Regions from separate parts of the Homo sapiens genome. Here region 2 is linked to region 1. Evidence: chromatin contacts called from ENCODE Hi-C or POLR2A ChIA-PET data. All regions are on one chromosome and are shown on one strand. The core of a region is the stretch at or near the end of the contact, and the rest is flanking DNA. Distances in the headings are between cores, read along the strand shown.

Region 1 (4,428 bases), core at 913-3,412:
CAAAATCCTATTATTATCTGTGTTTTTTATTTTTATTGAGACAAGAGTCTTGCTCTGTAGCCCAGGCTGGAGTGCAGTGGCGCTATCTCGGCTCACTGCAAGCTCCGCGTCCCGGGTTCATGCCATTCTCCTGCCTCAGCCTCCCGAGTAGTTGGGACTACAGGCGCCCGCTACCACTCCCGGCTAATTTTTTCTATTTTTACTAGAGACCAGGTTTCACCTGCGTTAGCCAGGATGGTCTCGATCTCCTGACCTTGTGATCCACACGCCTCAGCCTTCCAAAGTACTGGGATTACAAGCGTGAGCCACCGCGCCCGGCCTATCTGTGTTTATTTTACGAGGTTTTGAGGATCCTGTTAAAGGGCTCAGCATTCTCAGTTCGGTTCTACAAATGTTTAATGAACACCTAATATATGACTGGCACTATCCAAGAAGAGATATCTTCTCTCCCTTCCTCTGTTCCTTCATTAAATATATTTTGTGTACCTGCTGTGTGCCAGACACTGTACTGTGTATTGGGGATACCCGTGAAGAAGGTGGACATGCTTCCTTCTGCCCAGGACTCACAGGAGGGGAAAGCATTTAGAAAATTATAATACAATAGTCTCAAAGGTATGATGGAGAAGTGGAGGAAGCTGCTGCTGGAGCACCCAGGAGAGGACGCGATCCAGACTGGGGAGGTCATGGAAGGCAGCCCAGCGGAAGTGATGCCTACCTGAAACCTACTATTAGGCAGCAGAGGCCGGAGAAGGGGCACACATGGTGTGGGGGATGTCGCCATATGTCTGGAGCTTCACAGTGCCTGAAGAAGATTTGAGGCTGGAGGCACAGGCAGGGCCCAGGTAGCGAAGGGCCGTATGAGTCTTATTAAGGAAACTGGGCAAGATTAACCAAGTTGGTTATCTGTTGCTTGCAACTAAAGAACTCAACCAGACTGAAATAGAATCACAGAATCGTGTATTTCGAGTCTCGCAAGGAACTCCAGAGACAATCTGATTTGGAAACAAACCTCTGGACAGTTAAGGATTATCAGCCCTCTCTTGTAAGTGGGGTGGATCACTCAGGTTAGGAAACAGAAGTAACCCCACAGTGTCACAGTGAATATGTGCTAGAGTGAAAACACCCACACCTCCTGTCTCTCAGGGTGGAGGGGCGCATTCCCCACCACCTCTTTGTTTATCCCACGTGGTATCTAGTATAACACCTTGCTTTGAGAGAGAACCATTTTAGTAGAGATAATAATACCCAATTTAAGCATATCAGTTAAAAACAATGAGAAGGAAAAAGCTACATTAAGCTGGTAAGAGAGTAAAGGTGCCATATAGTACTTCTTCCAGTATTCAGACCAACTCTTTTAGATTTTTTTTACCAACCTCCTATGTTAAATATACTTTTTTTTTTTTTGAGACGGAGTCTCACTCTTTCGCCCAGGCTGGAGTGCGGTGGAGCAATCTCGACTCACTGCAACCTCCGCCTCCCGAGTTCAAGCAATTCTCTGCCTCAGCCTCCTGAGCAGCTGGGATTACAGGTACCTGCTGCCATGCCCGGCTAATTTTTGTATTTTTAGTGGAGAAGGGGGTTTCACCATCTTGGCTGTGCTGGTCTCGAACTCCTGACCTCGTGTTAGACCCGCCTCGGCCTCCCAAAGTGCTGGGATTACAGGCGTGAGCCACCACGCACTGCCAGTTCTATTCTTTCTTAACTTCCCTTTTCCTTGAAATAATCCTCCCCTTACCCAACTGACTCTTTTCTCCTCTTTTTTTTTTTTTTTTTTTTTTTTTGTTGTTGTTGTTGAGATGGAGTCTTCCTCTGTCGCCCAGGCTGGAGTGCAGTGGCATGATCTCGGCTCACTGCTACCCCTGCCTTTGAGGTTCAAGCAGCTCTCCTGCCTCAGCCTCCCAAGTAGCTGGGATTACACGTGCCCGCCATTATGCCCGGCTAATTTTTGTATTTTTAGTAGAGACGGAGTTTTGCCAGGTTGGCCAGGCTGGTCTCAAACTCCTGACCTCAGTTGATCCGCCTGCGTCGGCCTCCCACAACTGACTCTTTTCTTATGTTGAACAAAATAAAGTTTCCCTGAGTGCCCTGAGCAGCTAGGGCGCCATCAAGGAATGAAGCGTCCTGAATGGATCCTTCTAGAAAAGGCTGGGGGTGGGAGCCACCTGGTGGCCAAAGCTGTGCAGACCACAGCTGTGTAATGAGGCAAGTTGGTTTAAAAAAGGAACAGGCTGCAGAGCCGAAGTATTTGTCAAAGTAATAAAAACGTTTAAATGAGTCATTTGGTTTATAGCAACTCCTAGGAAACGCTTTTCCAAACAATTTAGTCTGTTGAGCGCACACAGTACTGGTTTCCGCTAGAGTCTTGTTCATGTAATTGAGAAATTCGCAACTTAGACTTGAGCAGCAGTTCTCAAAGTGTGGTCTGTGGACTTCAGGGACACACGAAGTCCCCCTTTTCAATTGTATACCTGGGGGGTGCTGGACTTCCCCATCTACTTCAAACAAAACATATGGTAACAGGTCAAATGTGGAAGCAGAAATAAAAACTCCACCATCTGCGACCGGATGCGATGGCTCACGCCTGTAATCTCAGCATTTTGGGAGGCCGAGGTGGGCAGATCACTCGAGGTCAGGAGTTCAAGAGCAGCCTGGCCAACATGGTGAAACCCCGTCTCGACGAAAAATACAAAAAATTAGCTGGGCATGGTGGCGCACGCCTATAAATCCCAGCTACTCGGAAGCCTGAGGCGCGAGAATCGCATGAACCCGGGAGGCAGAGGTCGCAGTGAGCTGAGATTGCACCACTGCACTCCAGTCTGGGCAACAGAGCGAGACAATGTCTCAAAAAAAAAAAAAAAGAGAATTCCACTATCTGATATTAAACCCGCTATTCAAGAGGTTTGCAAAATGTAAACCAATGCCACTGATGCCACTAACTGTTATTTTGGGAAATATAGTTATTTTGCATAAAACACATTATTTGTGTTAACATGTAATTGGTTTATAATGGCCACTTTTCCATCTATAAATATTCTTTATTTTTTTCCATTTTAATTTTTAATATGATAAATATTGATAGATAGATAGATATGGATATAGATATACCTCCTTTCTGTCCCCTCACTTCATATATATGAATTTGTCTGAAGTTCTCAATAATTTTTAAGAGTATAAAGGGATCCTAAGCTCAAAAAGTTCTAGAACCACTGGACTAGAGCAATGTGTCAGCTGAGCATTAAAAACAGTACAGAATTTGACATTCCCCTGGAGGGGTTACTGTGTGATGATTTGAATCAGGTACACTTGCAGATGTGTTTCCATCAACCTCTGTATTGAAGGCCCAGTTATCTCTACTTACCTTGTTGCTCGTGTAAACACCTCTTAAGTACCACTCCAAATCTTTGGACACCGTTGGACGCTTACTCCACCCTGCTGCCACTGCAGAAACCAGCTGTCTGTGGACACTGCCAGCTCCATGTGGCATCCCAAATGGCACCCACCTCACAGGACCCCTGGCCCCTATGCTTGAGAAACCCACAATAAGTCAGAGAAAAAAGTAAGTGCAGAGAAATTGAAGCTTGTGGGGCGAATCTTCAACCAATGAGCTTAGGAGCAAACAGATAACGTTTTTTTCCTCTCCTACCTGACACAGTGTGCTGAGATCCAGGCCCCTCCAGAAACAGTCCCAGAAGCCCAAACAATCAGTTGTCAGATGCCCAATGGTGACCAGCTCCTCAGCCCAAAACTCTAGCACTCCGTAAGTTAAGGCTATGCATAGTTTACCATTTCACCATATTCTCAGCATCTACAAACTATAAACAGCCTTCAAAGAACAGTAGTAGCATTTTCATAACATTTATTTTGTGTCTAATCCGACTCTATGTCATAAGAATTAAAGAAGTAGCTTCTAAAATCTCAGTCTCCTGAAAATGAAGCTTTAGAATTGTTTCCTAAAATAACATTATTTTATATTACCCATTACCATTATTAAAAATGGTAATACTCGACCAGGCATGGTGGCTCACACCTGTAATCCCAGTACTTTGGGAGGCCGAGGCCAGTGGATCCTGAGGTAAGGAGTTCAAGGCCGGCTTGGCCAAGATGGTGAAGCCCTGTCTCTACTAAAAATACAAAAAATTAGCCGGGCGTGGTGGCAGGTGCCTGTAATCCCAGCTACTCAGGAGGCTGAGGCAGAGAATTGCTTGAACCCAGGAGGCGGAAGTTGCGGTGAGCCAAGACTACCCCACTGCATTCCAGCCTGGGCGACAGAGCCAGACTCTGCCTCAAAAAAAAAAAGTAATACTCTGATTCTAGAAAGGTTACACTGAAATAGACACTCTCATGTTGTTGATAAAAATTGTTATAACTTTTCTGGAACAAAATTTTGTTTTGTTTTGTTTTTTTGTTTGGTTTTGTTTTTTGAGATGG
Region 2 (4,428 bases), core at 1,001-3,500, 290 kb before region 1:
GGTCTTGCTAAAATGCAACCTCTCAGGCCCCACCCCAGAACTGCAGAATCAGAGTCTGCATCTTAACAGGATCACAGGAGATTTCTTTTCTTCTGTTTTCTTTTCTTTTTTGATGGAGTCTCACTCTCTCACCCAGGCTGGAGTGCAGTGGTGCAATCTTGGCTCACTATAACCCCTGCCTGCCAGGTTCAAGCAATTCTCCTGCCTCAGCCTCCTGAGTAGCTGAGAGTACAGGTGCACGTTACCATGCCCGGCTAATTTTTTGTATTTTTAATAGAGACAAGGTTTCACGTGCTGGCCAGGCTGGTCAAGATTTCAAATATTAAAGTTTGAAAAGCATGTATGCCTAGTATTGGGTCTCAAATTTGGCAGCACAGTTGAATTATCTGGAAAGCTTTAAAAACTGCTAATTCCCACTTTCCAGGTCTGGAACGGGACCTTGCACCGAGATCTTTTAAAGCTCTCAGGTGACTGTCGTGGGTGAGAATTTGAGAACTCTGGAGTTAGGGAACTCAGGTGACACTCCCAACCACCCATATTGTGGCTCCCAAACCTTCCCTGTGCCATCTTTCACTCTAACTATATCAGGCTGACCTCCAGTTTCCGAACACCCTATGCTTTTATATAATGTGTTTTAGCCTATTACCAGAAGTCACCAGACATTGTACATGCCTTCTTCTCATGACTGGAGAGGGTCTAGGATGACTGCATATAAATTTATCATTGAAAATGCCATGGCTACAAGGCACAGAGACATAAATACATGAATTTACTCAATTGTACATTTAGTTTTCCTGATTAATAAAATGTAAGACCTGATTCCTCCAGATGACAGCTTACTATGGTACTACATATCTTTTTTTGTTTTAGTCTTATTGAACATCAAAAATATGAGGGTAATTGGAAGAATATGCTTGTTTCATTGATTTAACATTGGGGGTTATAAACTGAGGAGCTTTTAAAAACATACACAGTGCAGTAGCAGTAGCAACTGCTTTTCCTTTTTTTGTTTTTTTTTTCATTTTGTTTTGTTTTGTTTTTGTTTTTTGAGATGAAGTCTTGCTCTGTTGCCCAGGCTGGAGTGCAATGGCGCAATCTCAGCTCACTGCAACCTCCACCTCCCGGGTTCTCCTGCCTCAGCCTCTCGAGTAGCTGGAATTACAGGCACGCGCCACCATGCCCAGCTAATTTTTGTATTTTTAGTAGAGACGGTGTTTCACCATGTTGGCCAGACTGATCTTGAACTCCTGACCTCGTGATCCACCCCCCTCTGCCTCCCAAAGTGCTGGGATTATAGGCGTGAGCCACCGTGCCTGGCTGCAACTACTTTTCATTACTCTCACTGCTTCACCTCCACTTGTGATCAGTGACGCATGTTTGAGAGACACCTGGCTTTGGAGACAGAAATCAGGATCCTTGACCTCTTTATTACCTTTCCTAATGGAATGAGGTTGCACACATGGGCCGCGCTCTGCTGCACACATGGGCCGCGCTTTGCTGCGCACCGGCAGTTCACAGAGCCCCGTAGTTTTGGGGAGCACTCCTCTGTCACTACAGTGCCTATTGTAAAACCTTAACCACGGGATTATTTTTTCCAAAAGACCTCAGATAAATACTTACTTGATGTTTTTATTCACACAAGGTGTTAATTTCTAACAAGACTTTTATGAGCACAGCAAACAGCAGTTGCTTTTTCATGTGAACATTAAGTAAGACTCAAGGTATGAAAAGCCTGCTGCAAAGGATCCAAAAGGATCTGTGGGATTTGGTGGGCTGCAGCAGACAAATGGCCTGCCAGTCTGTGACAAGTGTGCAGTCACCGTGGGCGCCACCCTTGGGAGGCACAGGATCCACTAAGTCGTCGGGATTACCGGGCTCTGTCCGTAGCAGCTCCTGGACAGTTAGGGCCCTGTATGCACATCTCTGCAAAGGCTGTTGGTCAAACACATGAAAAGCCGGTATTAGTGGTGTCTGCCTGAGCCACCGTAAATCACCTCTCCCTCTGGGCTGCCACTGCATTGCCTGTGCACAGCCTGGAGGCATGGGGCGTGTGTCACTGGGGGAAGCATGCAGTTCAGGAGTCCTGTTATGTCCACATGAATGTGAATATGAAAGCATGCCCTGGCGCCTCTGTGCTGGGCTATTATTGGGACCAAGGACTCACACACAACAGTGATGTCATCCAGATGCACAATAGAAGATTGTACTGAAACGTCAGAAGCCAGATACCAGGTTTTCTCTCACAAACGGTTGTTTTAAGTGCCGATATCACGGCTTGACAATGTTAGTGCTGGCAGGACTTTTGTTTTTCATTATCCCCATCTTCATCCTTAAACGAACTGTAGAGATGCAGAGAAATAGTCATTAGAATGAACTAAATTAAAAGCAGGAAGCGGTTAACTTTATGTCGACTCTAAGATAATGTTAGTAAATAAAAAGGCTAATTGGAATTCTCTGTATTCTGATAAGAACTTTTTATTAGTAAGTTATTTGTGCTTTAATGGGCTGCTTGTGGCATGTGGTTGAGTTGTGATGCTTTCCATTACTCATTTTTATTAACACATACAGTAAATATTAAAATAGATCTTGGGAGTGATAACATAGGTAGAAAATGATGGGTGGCTTGTCAGATACAAAATACAGCAGCATACTTACAGATGTGTTCTCATGCCATTTTCAAATTTATATTGGCTATTTTTAAACTATGTCAAGCCTTTCTCTGACTTCTGTTTTACTGTACTGCTGTTCTTGACATTCCCATCCCGCAGCCCACCAGATTGAAATTTTGGTGCAGCTTATAAAAGGTATCCCCAAAGCTAGGACTTTGACAGCCAGTGATATGTATCTTTTTTAAATGTTTCATTCAGGGTAAGCAAATGAGCAACAGCAAGGGAAAATCACATTTTAGTATTTTTCTCCCTGTTAAAGATCGTTTTGTGCTTTTTAACTAGGATACCAGAAAGCAAAGTATTTCAGTATTCCTTTTAGCAAACTACATATACTCAACCAGATTTCTAGTAGCATTTTTCTTCAATGTTTAAAAAAGTGAACTTTTTAAACTTTTACTTTCTATTCTTCTTATCCTTCTGTGATATGTGTACTTTTTGCCCTGTTTAGAATAGATAAAATATAGCTTTAATTTTTCTAAAAACATTAAAATGTTTTTCTAATGGTCTGTAATCTGTAATGTTTCTAGAATTTGGTAGAAAGTCAATTCACTAATTTAATGGATTAGTGTAGGTCAGTTCTTACTGTAAACTTTAAAAGGTATAAGAGCTCCAGGCTAGGTTGGAACTTGTCCCTAAGTCATATTTAGGGAGTTTCTGTTTTATTTTGTAAAAACATTCATCTCACATTTCCTAAAAATGAAATAAGGCAGCAAAATAAAACTCATCCAAGGACTCTGGTTACTTGGGTTTTATAGCTAACTAAGACTTTATTTTGGCTTTCCTTTCCCTTTCATGTTCTGACATGTCCCCAAACGTTTAGGACTAAGAGAATGAGAGGGGAGGCCCAGGCTGGAGAGCTCCTGGACAGGGTCTTGGGGGGGACTTGTCTTTCCTGTACCCCCTGGGATGTCACTGTGTTCCCCCTTAGGGACACCAGGAAATTTCATATGAAGGGACTTTGGTGCACCTCCCACAGGCACTGCTTTGGTTTTATGAATATCGGCTTTTCGGTGTTATGGGATCCTTCTGCTTCAAAGTGAAACTAGTTCTGAAATTTTCAAGTTCAAAAACTTCCATAGGCAAAACTTTTCATGGAAATAAAATATTTTTTTATCCTCATTAAGTAAAATTCAGACATTTGTCAAAAGCAAATATAGCTCTCAAGCCTTGTGGATTATACATTTTTGGTTCCAAAGAATGAGGAACCTCTGGTAGCCCCAGGAATGGGAGATTTTCACACTGTTGTGATTCTGAAGTCACCAACTTAACAACTAGAACCAAACAAAATCAGTGCTGTTCAGTGCCTTCTGACTGTCTGCTTACTCTCCGCTGAGTGCTGAAAAGCCCCAGCCGTGTGTTGCTTAAGGTCCAGTACATTACTGTAGAAAATAAGGTTTGTGGGTTCCTAGTGGTCTCTGTGGACTAACTAGTGGATCTGCTGGCAGCTTGGTAATTTTAGAGGAAATATGAAGTATAAGATCAATTGGAGGCTCACCGAGCCTGGCTGGCAGGTGCTACTTACCCTGCCTGGGAGTCCTGACAGTAGCCCAGGAAGGTTCTTTTAAACTCGTGACTGTATCGACTATTGGGTTATCTGCAAGGAAGAATATATGTAGCTTTTGAAGGAGGCCTTTGGCTGCTACCCCAAGCAAGCCAGCTGCGAATCACTGGCCACGTTTTAACTTTCCGTGTTGTTGCTCCTTGTGTTTGGACTGAGAAATGCATTCAGCAACTCCTCCTTCTATTAATCCTATTGTTA

The links. Hi-C counts contacts between places; a loop is a spot of excess contacts on that map. ChIA-PET counts read pairs that join two places held with the same protein, here RNA polymerase II (POLR2A). Pooled maps may share reads with other maps.
Region 2: a loop to region 1 is called in a pooled map, with 2.3 times the contacts of the local background. The contact joins the promoter of LINC01046 here to the enhancer-like site in region 1. A Hi-C loop is called at or near these places in 3 of 50 pooled maps. POLR2A ChIA-PET finds 5 or more read pairs at or near these places in 3 of 52 experiments (WTC11, activated naive CD4-positive, alpha-beta T cell and endothelial cell of umbilical vein).

The regions. Positions count from the first base shown.
Region 1 is chr13:20,941,470-20,945,897 of GRCh38, reverse strand. It overlaps LINC00367 (long intergenic non-protein coding RNA 367), which reads left to right. Exons shown (of 6, transcript NR_104058.1): 3 at 3,298-3,556; 4 at 3,653-3,757. Among named protein-coding and RNA genes, the nearest start is that of LINC00367, 5.7 kb to the left of the region's middle. RefSeq lists an enhancer at 1,828-2,404. Within about 2 kb of position 2,162, at least 8 of the 41 ENCODE cell types and tissues checked have a DNase peak (open chromatin) inside an H3K27ac peak, as active enhancers do.
Region 2 is chr13:21,232,390-21,236,817 of GRCh38, reverse strand. It overlaps LINC01046 (long intergenic non-protein coding RNA 1046), which reads right to left and starts at 2,250. Exons shown (of 2, transcript NR_125745.1): 1 at 2,165-2,250; 2 at 1,614-1,932.